Linked DNA regions of Mus musculus: all the other regions are linked to region 1. A link is a contact called in ENCODE Hi-C or POLR2A ChIA-PET data. All regions are on one chromosome and are shown on one strand. Each heading gives the region's core, a stretch centred on a gene start or an enhancer-like site at or near the end of the contact. The rest is flanking DNA. Distances are from core to core; before and after follow the strand shown.

What was found. A loop is a pair of places that touch in the nucleus more often than their neighbours do. ChIA-PET counts read pairs that join two places held with the same protein, here RNA polymerase II (POLR2A).
Region 2: POLR2A ChIA-PET joins it to region 1 with 14 read pairs in embryonic stem cell. The contact joins the promoter of Rab4b here to the promoter of Numbl in region 1. A Hi-C loop is called at or near these places in 1 of 37 maps with a recorded cell type or tissue (gastrocnemius). POLR2A ChIA-PET finds 5 or more read pairs at or near these places in 4 of 5 experiments (Patski and embryonic stem cell).
Region 3: POLR2A ChIA-PET joins it to region 1 with 10 read pairs in embryonic stem cell. The contact joins the promoter of Ltbp4 here to the promoter of Numbl in region 1. A Hi-C loop is called at or near these places in 1 of 37 maps with a recorded cell type or tissue (T-helper 17 cell). POLR2A ChIA-PET finds 5 or more read pairs at or near these places in 3 of 5 experiments (Patski and embryonic stem cell).

Annotation. Positions count from the first base shown.
Region 1 is chr7:27,256,395-27,260,626 of GRCm38, forward strand. It overlaps Numbl (numb-like), which reads left to right and starts at 2,367. Exons shown (of 10, transcript NM_010950.2): 1 at 2,367-2,567. The coding sequence starts at 2,544. It overlaps Coq8b (coenzyme Q8B), which reads left to right. Exons shown (of 15, transcript NM_133770.2): 14 at 218-304; 15 at 829-1,555. The coding sequence ends at 1,131.
Region 2 is chr7:27,176,726-27,180,957 of GRCm38, forward strand. It overlaps Rab4b (RAB4B, member RAS oncogene family), which reads right to left and starts at 2,158. Exons shown (of 8, transcript NM_029391.2): 1 at 2,002-2,158. The coding sequence starts at 2,017. Mia (melanoma inhibitory activity) reads right to left here. Exons shown (of 4, transcript NM_019394.3): 1 at 4,197-4,232; 2 at 3,975-4,108; 3 at 3,444-3,554; 4 at 3,016-3,109. The coding sequence ends at 3,086.
Region 3 is chr7:27,331,157-27,335,388 of GRCm38, forward strand. Ltbp4 (latent transforming growth factor beta binding protein 4) reads right to left here and starts at 2,492. Exons shown (of 30, transcript NM_001113549.1): 1 at 2,199-2,492. The coding sequence starts at 2,448. The region is part of intron 1 of Gm30543 (a long non-coding RNA gene); the gene reads left to right.

The sequences.
Region 1 (4,232 bases), core at 1,117-3,616:
CTATTATCTAGGCCCTCCCTTGTAGCCTGGTGTGATGGTACAGACCCCTAAGCCTTTAAATCCGGGCTAGTGGGGGCAGGAAGATCAGGAGTTCCTGGTTATCAGCTACACAGTGAGTCCGAGATAGTGTAGGCTGTATCAGACTCTGCCCCAAAGCAAAAACCAGAACCCCAAGCCTCCCTTGACCCACGGTGGGCTTTGCCCTCTGACATTCCAGGTGGTGAAGGCTGCAGCAGATGGAGACAGAGATCGAGTTCTACAGAAATCCCAGGACCTCAAGTTCCTTACAGGCTTTGAAACCAAGGTTGGTTGCCCCTGAGCAGAAGGGAGCTGGTTTGTTTGTGGCTGTGTTTTCTTTTGGGAACAGATGAGCCGCATAGCTCTAGTAAACAACTGGAGAAAGGGTGGGGATCTGGGGGGAGGTAGAGACTTCTATCCCAGGGCAGTGAGATTACTAAATGCACTAGCTTATACTGAGGAGCCCCGGGGTGAAATGGAGGGTGCTGCCACTAAGTGGGGGAGGCACTATTTATCTATTCTAGAGATCCTGGGTTTGAGGAATAGAGGGGTTACTTGCCTGAAGAAAGCAGGGGCTCCTGGAGACAGGGGGTGCTGTGGGTAGGGGGTGACTACTTACAACTCCCAGGGGATCTTGGGCCAGTAATGCCAACCTTCCAGCACTGAGCCACGCCCCCTAGGCCCTCACTGGTGAATTCTAGGCAAGCTCTACCAGTGAGTGAGTCACGCGGCAGCCCTTGCAGCTTGCCTCTTCAGAAGTAATCAGAGGACATTATGTCCGTCTGGATGCATCTGCCATCCCCACCCTAGGCATTCTCTGACGCCCACGTCGAGGCAGTGATGATCCTGGGGGAGCCCTTTGCTGCCTCAGGCCCCTACGACTTTGGGGCTGGAGAGACTGCTCGCCGAATACAGGGCCTCATCCCGGTATTGCTTCGGCACCGGCTGCGCCCACCGCCTGAGGAGACCTATGCTCTACACCGCAAGCTAGCTGGGGCTTTCTTAGCCTGTGCCCGTCTCCACGCCCACATCGCCTGCCGGGACCTCTTCCAAGATACCTACCACCGCTACTGGGCCAGTCGCCAGACACTGCCGCTGCCAGCAGCCTCCTGACTAGGGACCTCCCTGCCGACCCCACCATGACAGATTCCATCCAGGGATACCAGCTCCACAGCAGGCAGTCCCCTCCTCCTCTTTCTTGGTCTCCAGAACCTAGTTTCTTGCCTTGGATCTTTGGGCCCCTGGAGTTAGCTCCCTGATCCTAAGTGAGCAACCTTGAATTCTGAGGCTAGGAGCCAGCAGAATCCTGCCACCATCTAAGTGAGCCTTGGGTCCACTCTCATGTGAAGGAGACGCCCCTCGGCCCCAGGTCTTCCAGGATCTGCAGGGGAGATGGTGGCTGTTGGGGGCGGTCCTCACCTTTGCCTCCCTTGCTCCTCTACCAGCTGCCTTCTTCCCGGGTTCCAGCCTGTGTATTGGAGGGTGGGGGTGGGTGCTGATCCTTTCCTCCGAATAAAGGCACCCTTTCCCTGCCCCCAGTTCTTTTCTCTCTGTGCTAAGGGGGAGGAGCTCACAGGCAGCTCCAGGTGCAGATGGCCAGACCCCCCACCCCACCCCCTTGTCTAGGGCCATCTGTTGCAGGGAACCTCCTCCGCCCCCCCCCCCACGTGCTGACCACCTGCTCCAAGGGCTGTGGCAGCTGAGAAGTACCCTTCTATCACATACTCGCCCCCCCCCCCACCCCCCAGCTTCAGGCTCCCTCCTGTTCCTGACAACCTCGCCTTTGCTAATGGGCCCTAATGCCCCTAACAGCTGCTCTGCCAAACCTACAGGACAGGGGTAGGGGTGCAGCTGAGTCCAGAACTAGGACCTGGTCTAACCCAATGCCCACTTCTCGCAAGCCAGAGTGATCTCCCTCCAGGACTCCAGGGTCTGTTTCTTTTCCTTCCCCTCCTCTCCCCTCCCCTCGCCTGCAAAAAGTGCCTCGTCACCGCTTCTGCCCGCCCCCGCCGGGCTGGGAGAACCGTGGGGTTAAGCAAGATTTGAGGACGAGGCGCCTCCCAAAGCAATTCTTCAGAAGCAGAACCATAGGGGATCTGAGGTCAGGGGTTATGGAAGCAAATAGAACCTGCGCCTCAACCTGAGAGGCACTCCTCTAGGGATGCGTGCAGGTTCCCGCAAGGCCAGACCAAGGGGCGGGGCGGGCCGGCCTTTGCTTGGGAGGAGACCCGGTAGTGTTTATGTGGGGGCGTGGTCTGCGGGAGGGCGGGGTTATCTTTTGCATATACAGCAGGCGGCGGGCCAATGGGCGGGGTCGGGGCGGGGCGCCGAGGGAGGGATGCTCCCCCGCCCCCGGAACGGAATCCTCCCGGGAGCCGAGCTGGCTCGCGCGCTTGCATCCCGCACCAGCCGCCGGCCCCGGGCCGGGCCCGCGTCAGACCGAGCCGCCGCCACCACAGCAGCAGCAGCACTCGGGAAGCCGGGCCCAACCGGGGCCGCGGGAGGCGGGGGCGCCCGGGCCCTGGATGTCCCGCAGCGCGGCGGCCAGCGTGAGAAGGGCGGGCTCGGGGGGCTCGGGCCGGGGGCGGCGCCGCTGCTGATGTGGCGAAGGGTGGGAGGCGGCAGCAGCGCCCGGATGGAGAGAAGATGCCAAGGCTGGAAAGGGTGGTCCTGGGTGGGGGTCCGGGAACAGGTTCCTGGCAATCCCAAACCTGCCAGACTGGGGTCTGGTCCAGCACAGGCCATCTCTGCGAAGGCCCTGAAAATAGGGATCCTGGAATACAGATTCCCCCCAAATCATGGACAGGGCTACATAAATTCTAGGTAAAACTCCCTGGGCAAGGTTTGGCGTTCAGGGTCCGGATACGGTCCCCTTTATCAAGCTGAGGCCTTAACTGAGCCGATTCCAGACAAAATCAGTACTCTTCCCTGCTAGAGGGTTTCTTTGAGCACAACAGCCCCCTGGGCGATGTCTTGAAGATGAAGTCCCTGGATAGAGCTGCCAAGGCTAAGGCTCTGGGGGATGGGGGGGCGGTTTCCAAGTACTGTCTACTCCCTGGGGTCCTGGATCCAGCCTGTCCCCCCAAGCCCTTGGGCGGTGTCCCAGGCAAATCCCCTTCTCAGAACAAGGTCTCTGTGTCTGAAACTCCACCCCAGCGTGAATAAAATAAGGAGAATTTCAGGCATTCCCCTACCCCACCTCCACCCCATGCTTAGTCAGGGGTCTCAAGACATTGGTCTCCTAGGCCACCCCTTTTGTCCCTAGGGCTGCTCAGCGTCTAAGAGAGGCCCCACCCGGAGACAATGCTCAGCTTTCCCTTGCCCCCCAGGCTCCAGGATTCAGCCTGGGCTGGGGGCGGCTCCCCAGAGACGGGTGGAAACCTGTCTGTAGCCTCTGTGGTGACCAGCGGCTTTGTGTGGTTGTGTGTGTGTGTGTGTGTGTGTGTGTGTGTGTAAGGGTTGGGGATGTGGCTAGAAGTGTGATCTGGTGTTTGTGTGACTGTAGCTGTGTGTGTGCTTGCATTACAGCTGGCAAGGATGAGGTATCCTGCGTTGTCTGCCTGCATGCTTGTGGTTGGATGTGGTGATGTCTGGTGTGTGTGTGTGTGTGTGTGTGTGTGTGACCGTGGATGTGATGGCAGCCGTTCACTGTTCAGACTCCTGTACTTTTTAGACTGTGTTTAAATAGATATGCATATGTCTTTTTGTGAGACCCTGTGTGTATGTACCTTGGTATGTGTCAACATCTGTGTTGGGTTTGAGGTTGGACTTCTGTGTGGCTGACTGAAGATGTGGGTGGAGCTGTAACTGTGTGTAAGTAGAATTGTGACTCTGACCATGTGTGACACAATGTTGTGCTTATGTCTGATTTTTGTACTGTGTTCATTGCGACTCTGGGTGTGCGACTGCCATTGTATTTGAAGTCACATCGTGCCTGTGGGGCTGGACCTCTGGGAAGGCAGTGTATATGACGGTGGTTGTGTGTTCCTTGCCATGTCTGTGTATGTGACTGGGGTTGCATAAGTGACTGTCCACCTAGCCGTGTGACACCGAGTGTGCACTACAGCCTCCTGTGTGTGATTTGAGTTGCGAATCTGACTTCTCTGAAACTCTAGTCTATTACAAAAGATTAATTGTGTGGGACTCAAGCTGTGGATGTTGCCTGTGTGCCAGGGGTGTGTATGGGATTGGCTTCTATTTCCTCTGTGTGTATG
Region 2 (4,232 bases), core at 908-3,407, 80 kb before region 1:
AGGGTTTCTCTGTATAGCCCTGGCTGTCCTGGAACTCACTTTGTAGACTAGGCTGGCCTGAAACTCAAAGATTCCCCTGCCTCTTCTGCCCTCCTGGGCGCTGGGATTAAAGGTGTGCACCACTACTGGGCTCAAGAGGACTCTTTTTTCTTTTTTCATTATTATTACTGATATTCGAAACAAAGCTTCACTATGTATTCCAGACTAACCTCGCTGTCCTCAAACTCCAAGCACTCCTCCTACCTCAGCCTCTAAAAGACTGTGCTGCCATCCTCTACTTTCTTCCTTCCTTCCTGTCTGTCTGTCTGTCTGTCTGTCTTTTTCCTACTCAGGGACTCACTATCTGGTCTTGAACTGCAATCCTGCTGCCCCAGCCTACCCACTGCTGTCTGTCTGTCTGTCTGTCTTTTTCCTACTCAGGGACTCACTATCTGGTCTTGAACTGCAATCCTGCTGCCCCAGCCTACCCACTGCTGGAAGTGCCAGCACACTGCACTTTTCTTTCTTTCTCTTTTTCTTATTTTAAGAGTATTACTTTGGCCAGGCAGTGGTGGCGCACGCCTTTAATCCCAGCACTTGGGAGGCAGAGGCAGGTGGATTTCTGAGTTCGAGGTCAGCCTGGTCTACAGAGTGAATTCCAAGACAGCCAGGACTGCACAGAGAAACCCTGTCTTAAAAAAAAAAAGAAAGAAAGAAAGAAAGAAAAGAAAAAGAGTATTACTCTGTAGTCCAGGCTGACCTCTAACTTGAAGCAGTCTTCCTGCCTCGGTTTCCCAAATGAGAGGGTTATAGCACACAAAATTATTTTTATATAGTGTTTACCATATACATGCCCATCACAGTCCTAAAGACTCATTTAATCATAAATAAAGCTCTAAAGATAAAATTATACAGCTCAAGAGATGGCTCAGCAGTTGAGAGCAATGACTGCTCTTCCAGAGGTCCTGAATTCAATTCCCAGCAACCTCATGGTGGCTTACAACCATCTATAATGGGATCCAATGCCCTCTTCTGGTGGCTCTGAATACGGCTACAATGTACTCATATACATTAAATAAATATTTAAAAAGGAAAGAAGGAAGTATACTAAGGACTTCTACTTTCCAGACTAGGAAAATGAGGCCAGAGAGGTTAACTGACGAAAGCAAGACTACACAGCTAGGCACAGCTAAGCTACAAACCCAAACTAAAGGTCTCCACAATGCAAGACCTTACCTGATGCATTTCAAAAGCCATTTCAACAAGAATTAAATCTGACCTCCATTCCTCTTCACTTCACCTCCTACCCCCTCTCACTCATTCACTCTGTCAAGGCCTCTGACGTTGGGCCTATGTCCTAAACTGGTTACCTCCTCTGGTAAGTGTGCACCAGATTCTGTGGCTTTTCTATGAGTGTTCAATGAATGGAGCTGTCTCTGATTGTCGTCAGAGATTTCTACTGCCTTCCAACCTACCTCTACCCACCTGACACTGTACATCCATACTGATTGCCTAACTCTGAACCTTGTCTCCCCATCCTCTGTCCAGAACCCCTGGCCTCTATCCTTAAACTTATGCCGCATTTCTTGACGCTAAGTTTCAAATCTATAACTCAAGAACATCACTCCAGCCCTCTCAAACCAGATCAGCCCACAGAGTGTGCAGGGTGCACAGCATCTGTGAGGCTCTCTCTGTAGTCCATAAAACCTGACCCTTGCTGGTCACCGTCAGCCCCGCCCTATCCACTCATGCTCCGCCCAGGAAGGCTTGCTTCCCTCTTCAAGGCCTACCCCCTACCCTAATCTACCAAGACTAGGTCCCTTAAATCCCGCCCTAGATCTTTTTAACCCGTACAGCGGCCTCTTCAAGCTCCACCCAAATCGATTAGCTCAGCCCCAGACCCACTTAGCCCTGCCCCGTATCCGGGCAGACCCCGCCCACCTGACCAGAAAGCCCCGCCCCACTTCCACATCCACATCCACTACGGGCCCAGCCCCCCCTGCTTCGGCCCATCAGCCTCACCGTAGGTCTCGGCCATGGCTCAGTGGCGACCGCTGAGGGCCGCAATATGGCGCCGCAGCCGCGCCTGTTCCTCGGCTGGCAGCCGCTCCACTCGGGCTGCAGCCTCAGCTCCTTTCCACTTCTGGACCCGGCGCCGCCACTTCCGCCTTCACCGCCCCCCCCCCTCCCGCGCGAGCCTCCGGAGCTGCGGATACCAGGCCACGCTCGCCCAACGCAGTGATTGGTGGATTCAGGAGGCAGTGGGCGGGATAAGCGGCGCGGATTGGTGGCATGAGAGGGGCCGAGTCAAAAGGGGCGTGACATAGAAGAGCGATTGGTGGAGCAAGTGGGAGAGGGCGGAGGCAGAGATGCTGCCCTAGCGGTGGAACGGATTTGGTCAAATATCGGGGAGCAGAGACTAGACTCCGTATTGGTTATACGTAGGCACGGGGCGGGGACAAGAATGCCAAGAAGGAGCAAGGGCAGGATGGACAGAGTTGGAAGAATGGATCTCAGGCTGCTGAGTGTAATTTCTAACCCCATAGACCGGAAAGAGGAAAGCTGAGGACACGCGCACATTTATCCCTATCTACAAGAAAAACCTCTGTTGGTCGGGCTCTGGGGTCGCGCATGCTTTCAACCCCAGTACTCAGGAAGCAGAGGCAGATGTATCGCTGAGTTCAAGGCCAACCTGGTCTACATAGTGAGTTTCAGAACAGTCAGGGCCTACATAGAGAAACCCTCAAAACAAAGACAAAACAAAAAAACTGTACGTTCTATGCGCTTCTCGGGATCTATTGGCTCATACCAATGATTCAACTCCCTTTAAAAGAGAGGAAAGCGTACATATATTGTACTGTTTACCCCCTTGCTTGGGGGTCCCAAACCTTACCTTGGAGCAAAGGGCTTGCAAAGTGAAATTCTGCCTAGTAGCCACTGACGTTACAACATTCAGGGCATTAATTGGCTATATTCAGAAACCCGTGAAACATTCTTTGCACATACCCACCCAACCCCAAAAACCAAAGAGACAAATAGTTTGCCATTGGCTGCTGTATTTGCATAGAGCCGGAAGGGTAACTGCAGGGATAGCGGTAGGCTGAGCTCACTGGCAGTAGAAATCCCATTGCTGAAAAAGAGTAGATAGAAAACCAACCAGTGATGACATTGCAATGCGCCTAGTGGTTCTAACAAAGTTATAGCTGCAAGGACTAGGTTTGATCACCCAGAAATGAACACATTAGCTTCCAGTACTGCACCCTCTGCCATTTCCCAATTAGAGATCACTCAGCACTGGGCAGGGCCTGTAAACTCAGCAGCCCTCAGGAGGCTGAAACTGGAGGCTAGTGATTTTGAGGCCAGCTTGGGTACATACCAACAACAAAAATAATTACTTCTCATAAACAGGTAAGCAAATAAAGGAACTATCATCCTACTCCCACCTCCACCCCCAAGACACTCACATCGGTCTTCATATCAATTTTGCCAGGTTTCAGAGTCAGGTCCTCCCGGACAATGCTACTGGGGAAATAGCCCAGGCGGGCTGCCAGGTCTCCATAGTAACCTCCCTGAACCTGGAGAAGAAGTTAAAAGTCCATCTGGGGAAACGGCACTTATGCTTGCTGAACGCCTGTGTACAATCTTCCCTCTTACTTGAATCTCAGCTTAAATGCCATTTGCTCATGGATAGAATGTTGCCACTACAACTAATCCTCACAATGTCATGTTTGCTGCCACTTTTGATGGCTTGCTGGTTGCCTGCCTCTACCCCTTTGTTCACTGTTGTATCCCGGGTATGAAAAAGAGCTTTGGCGCTAAGCTTCTCTGTAATTTCTAAAGAAAAAAAAAAAAAATGCAATAAGTAATAAAATGTCCTTCCTTCCCCCAAATCTCGTTTTCCCCTCCCCCCAAATCTTCCCTTCATATGGAAAACAAGGCTTTACAAACCCAAACAAACCCCACACCCTTCCCATTATCACTCTCTGAAGACTCACACTGCCTCCCCAGAAAAGGCGCCCACGGCCCTTCAACTTGGAGAAGACATACACCACTTGGCCCCTATATATAGTCAAGAAGCGGCAATCAGGGGCCACGTAGTCCTGGAGGGCCACAGCCATGGAGATAGGATCTGGGGAGGGAGAAGGAAATGACAGCAACTGCAAAACAGACTAGCAGTCCAAGCCTTCAGCCCCCTTCCCTTGTTCCCTGACTCTTACGGCTGCATTCCTCGTCCGCACACAGCTTCCAGTCAG
Region 3 (4,232 bases), core at 1,242-3,741, 75 kb after region 1:
GTAAACAAAGAAAGGGGTGCAGCGGAGGCAGGGCGTCGTCTCCGCATTCCGGACCCTTGGGGAGCCCCGGACTGCTGAGCCAAAGGAGGCCGGACGTGTCTTTCGAGGGCACCCCCCTCCCTTCCTCCCATGGGGCTGCCGAAAACAGCTGGAGACAGCTGCACTCAGGGGAAGGAGGGAGCAGACAGCCCGGGCTGTCCTGGGAGGTGTGTGTGTGTGTGTGTGTGTGATTTTCTGAGCCACAGCCATACAAAAGGAGGCAGAGGGGAGCCACCTCAGTCTAGACGAATCAAGGGACAGGCGTCTTTGGAAGATATGAGCATGGAGGCAGTACTCTGAGGTTCAAAGAAAACCCAAGTTTTCTAGGAGGCAGGGTGAGGCTAGCTCAGAACAAATCTAGGCTCTCAACCAAGAGTCTTTCAAGTCCTTTCGGAGAGTTGCCTAGAAAACAGGACTAGTACTTTCTGGAGGCGGGGGTGTGGCCCATGTGAGGGAGCTGAGGACAAGGAGAAGTGGAGTCTGATCGTTTCTAGCACGTTAAAACTCTCAAGTTGCGGGGACCTTAGGAATCGCTGGAAAGTCCTACTCCTCCCTAGCCAAGGATCTGGTTGCCCCGAGTCTTGATTAATGGCCCTGTGTGGATAGGTCTGGGAAGGCTACCTTAGAAAGAGAAGGAAAAATGAAGCTACGTGGGAAGAGAATCGGGGGAGATGTTGGAGGGGGAGAAGTATCTCCACTTAAGGCTCATGCTTGAATGTTTCAGGGGAAGCGAGAAGCCGCTGGGTGACAATATTAGAATTCTCCTGGGAGGGGCGCAGCTTGGAGGAGTACCTCCAAAGAGGGAGAAGAAACTGGGCTGGAGGAGTTCCTGTAGTGTTTGCCCCTGGGTGAAGAGGGACCTTTGGATCCGGGATCCAAAAACCCGGATTTCCTGTCAGGAGCGTTAAACCTGGACTCCAGGTACCTTAATTTTTTTTTTTTTTTTAAGGGCAGAGCTTAAGAAGGGCTCAGCAAAGAAGCAAGATTGGAAAAATGGAAGTGTCTCAGATGGGAGGAAGCCACCACGTTTAGGGGCATTTCTTAGTCTCTTAAGTCATTTCACTGCCTGCCCTTGCCTTGAATACAGACTCCCAGCTCAGGGTGCCCATATCAGAGGGCTTGCTGCTAAATGGGCAAAACTAACTTCATGTCCCACAACATTGGAAGAACAGGAAGCTAAGGACATAGGGGTCTTGCCGAGGTCAGCCCGCCTTCACATGTTCCTCCTTGTGCCTCCAGGGGTTTGGCACCCGTCTGGGCACGGCGCCTGGCACGGGCGAGTTGGGGCTGGGCCGGGAGAGAGTGAAGGAAGGAGGGAGGAAGGGGCGGAGAGAGGGAGTGGTAGCGGGCGGGGGCTCGGGCGGGAGATGAGCTCACGCCGGCCGGGTTGGGCTGGCTGGGGGCCAGCCTGGGCGAGTTCTCGGCGCCAGGGGCCCCACTCCCCATTCCGGAGGGCGTAAGGGGTGAGAAGCAATGAAAACCCGACCCCCAAGTCCATCCCCACACTCTGGGCTAGCAGGTGGCGCACCCTCCTGACCTCACCTGAACCCCAGAATGCTCCCCTTGTCTAGAGGAAGCTGAAGCGCAAGCCGGTCCCTTCCTCCCCCAGGGGGCGCCCTTTCCTCAGGCCTCCTATCTGGATATCTGTCGCACGTGGAACCGCTGTAACTCAGGTCTTGCCGAAAGGCACCCCGTCTTTCCTGGGTCCCCTCCCGCTTAGCTCTTCATCACAAGCAGTCCCATGCCAGACTTTCCTAGTCTTCCCCCACTCAAAGACAGACCTAGAAACTTGAGATATGCCCCACCACCCCATGCGACTCTGAAACACTCCTTGCTGACCCACTACGCACAGTCTGCGAATTTGGGCCCCATCTCAAAAGTTCCCAGATCCTAAGATCCTCGCCTTGACTGAAAGGGATGAAAGCTAGTCTCAGTCCGTTCACGTGGGACACCACAGTTCCAAAAACACTCAATGCTCCTGAAATCAGCGCCCTGGAGATCCACTCCCCAAATAAGGAATTCAGAGCCCCCTTCCTCAAAGACCCCACGGAGTCCCCAGCATTTCTGTACATGGAATCTGGGCTCCTGCTCCCTAAGGCATTGTCTCCAGGGTCCTCCCTCCGGGCACTCCTCCCTTGGGAGCACCATCCCGCACTCACAGGCGCGGAAGCCGGGTCCCCCCGGGGCCGCCCCGCCGGGCGCGCCGCTGTCCACGCTGGTGGCGTTGCGGGGCGCGCAGGTCGGGGTACAGCGGGAGCCAGTGGGCCCGTGGATGCAACGCAGGCCGCACACAGCGGGGGTGAAGCGCACGCGAAGACGCTCTCGGGGTCGGCCCAGTACGGGCTGCGGCCCCAGCTGCGCCAGCAGCACCAATAGCGACACCCAGAGCAGCTGCGCGCCGCCCGCCATGGCTGCAGCGCCGCGCTCCACCGCGCCGCCGCCCCAGCCCGCCCGAGGGGCCCGGCCGCGCCCGCCCGCTCGCCCGCCCGCCCGCGGGGGAGGGCGGCCGCGCCCCCGCTCAGCCCCCCCTCCCCATCGCTCCCTCCCGGGCGGCCGCGCGGGGGCGCGTGGGGCTGGGCGCTTAGCCAGAGGCGCGAAGGCTGGGCGCTAGACTCGCAGGGGGGAGGGGAGGGCGCCCCCTCTGCTCCCACCCGTGCTCCAACAAGTGGATGGGGCCTATGGGGAGTAGCAGGGAAGGGAACAGGTGGGGGCGGGCGGGTTTGCTCCCAGAGAGAGTTGAATCCATTGAGAGGAAATCCATTAGAGTAATGGGGGCCGCATTTGGGGAGCCAGCTGAAGACTGATCCTCTGACCAGGCACGGGGGTAGGGGGTGGGGGGGAAGAGGCTTCATCTAGATAGAGGACAAGGATGGCACATTTGGGCAGCAAGATGGTACATCTGTGGGTGACGAGAAGGGTCGGTGTACAGGACACATAAAGGAATTAGAGGAGCTGAATTCTGGAGAGGAGACTAAGGCGCTTACACCTGAAGACGCCACAGCACACCAAGACTCTCTACACCTGGTGGGAGAGGTCAGAATGAATAAAGCTGTGGGCGGGGGTCCTCACATCTGGCCTGGGGCACACATCTGGAAAACCTTAGGAAGGAGGGGGATGCATCTGGGCTGAAGGCCACACAGCAGGAGAGGGCTTCTGAGGGTAGTTGAGTCTATAGAGTGCTCTAATCTGGGGTACCGGGCTGTAGTAAAAGTAGGGTCAAGGGACGGTCTGGCATGTAAGAGGGAAAGGTCTTTGGCCCCCAGCCGTCCCGCAATCTTGGGCATTTTGTGCCGGGGCAGGCGCCAACCCGCACAATCGCTTTTGTTGTCTGGACTGGTTCAGCCTCGCTCTCTGCTGGGCGAGTTGCCCCCCTCTTCAGCCACGGGAGCCCGGACGCCTGGCTTCCCGGCCCCACCCTGATGGGTCAGCGCCTTTGGCCTGCGTCTAGTTCTGTCCCTGGCTCACCTCATACTGCCGGACGCAGGGGTCCCTAGAGGTGGCCGCATCCTGGGGAGTGGGGTGGACCAAGCTACAATAGGGGACTGGTAGGCGGCGGCAGCACCGTGGGAACCAGACGGCTTTATCTGGCCCGGAACCACCCCCCTCCACCCCCTACACGGAGGAAGGGCGGATGTTCTTACCCCGGGCCTGGCCGGCAGGGGCGCGATGTGGGGGCCTTCTTTTCAGCAATGCCCGGGCCCACGGCCCTCGGGGCCGCCTTTGCCTCAGCAGAGCTCGGGCCTCCTGCAAACTAGGTGGAAGAGGGTGGAAGAGGCTGTCACTACTATTAAATTGGCCTCCTCACCTCAAGGGGGGGGGGAACCCTCCTAAGCCAGGAGCACTTCCAGGAGTGGGTTTGCCCAACATTGCCCCCAGCCCTTTTATTGGGAGCAAGGCTTGGGATATCTTTAGAGAAATACTTTCAGAGAAAGGACTATGGAAGAAGAAAAAAAAAAAAAGGGTATGGAAAGAGAAGCGATATGAGATGGATGGGAAGGGAAAAGTGGGTGGGGCGTAGAGACAGAAACAGATCAAGAAGCAAAGACCCAATGATTCAGCCAGGCAAGGAAGAATAAACAGAAACACAGACAATGAGTTAATAGTGAAAGGCCAGTGTGCGTGTGCGTGCGTGCGTGTGTGTGTGTGTGTGTGTGTGTGTGTGTGTGTGTGTGTGTTGGAAGGGGAGGAATTAT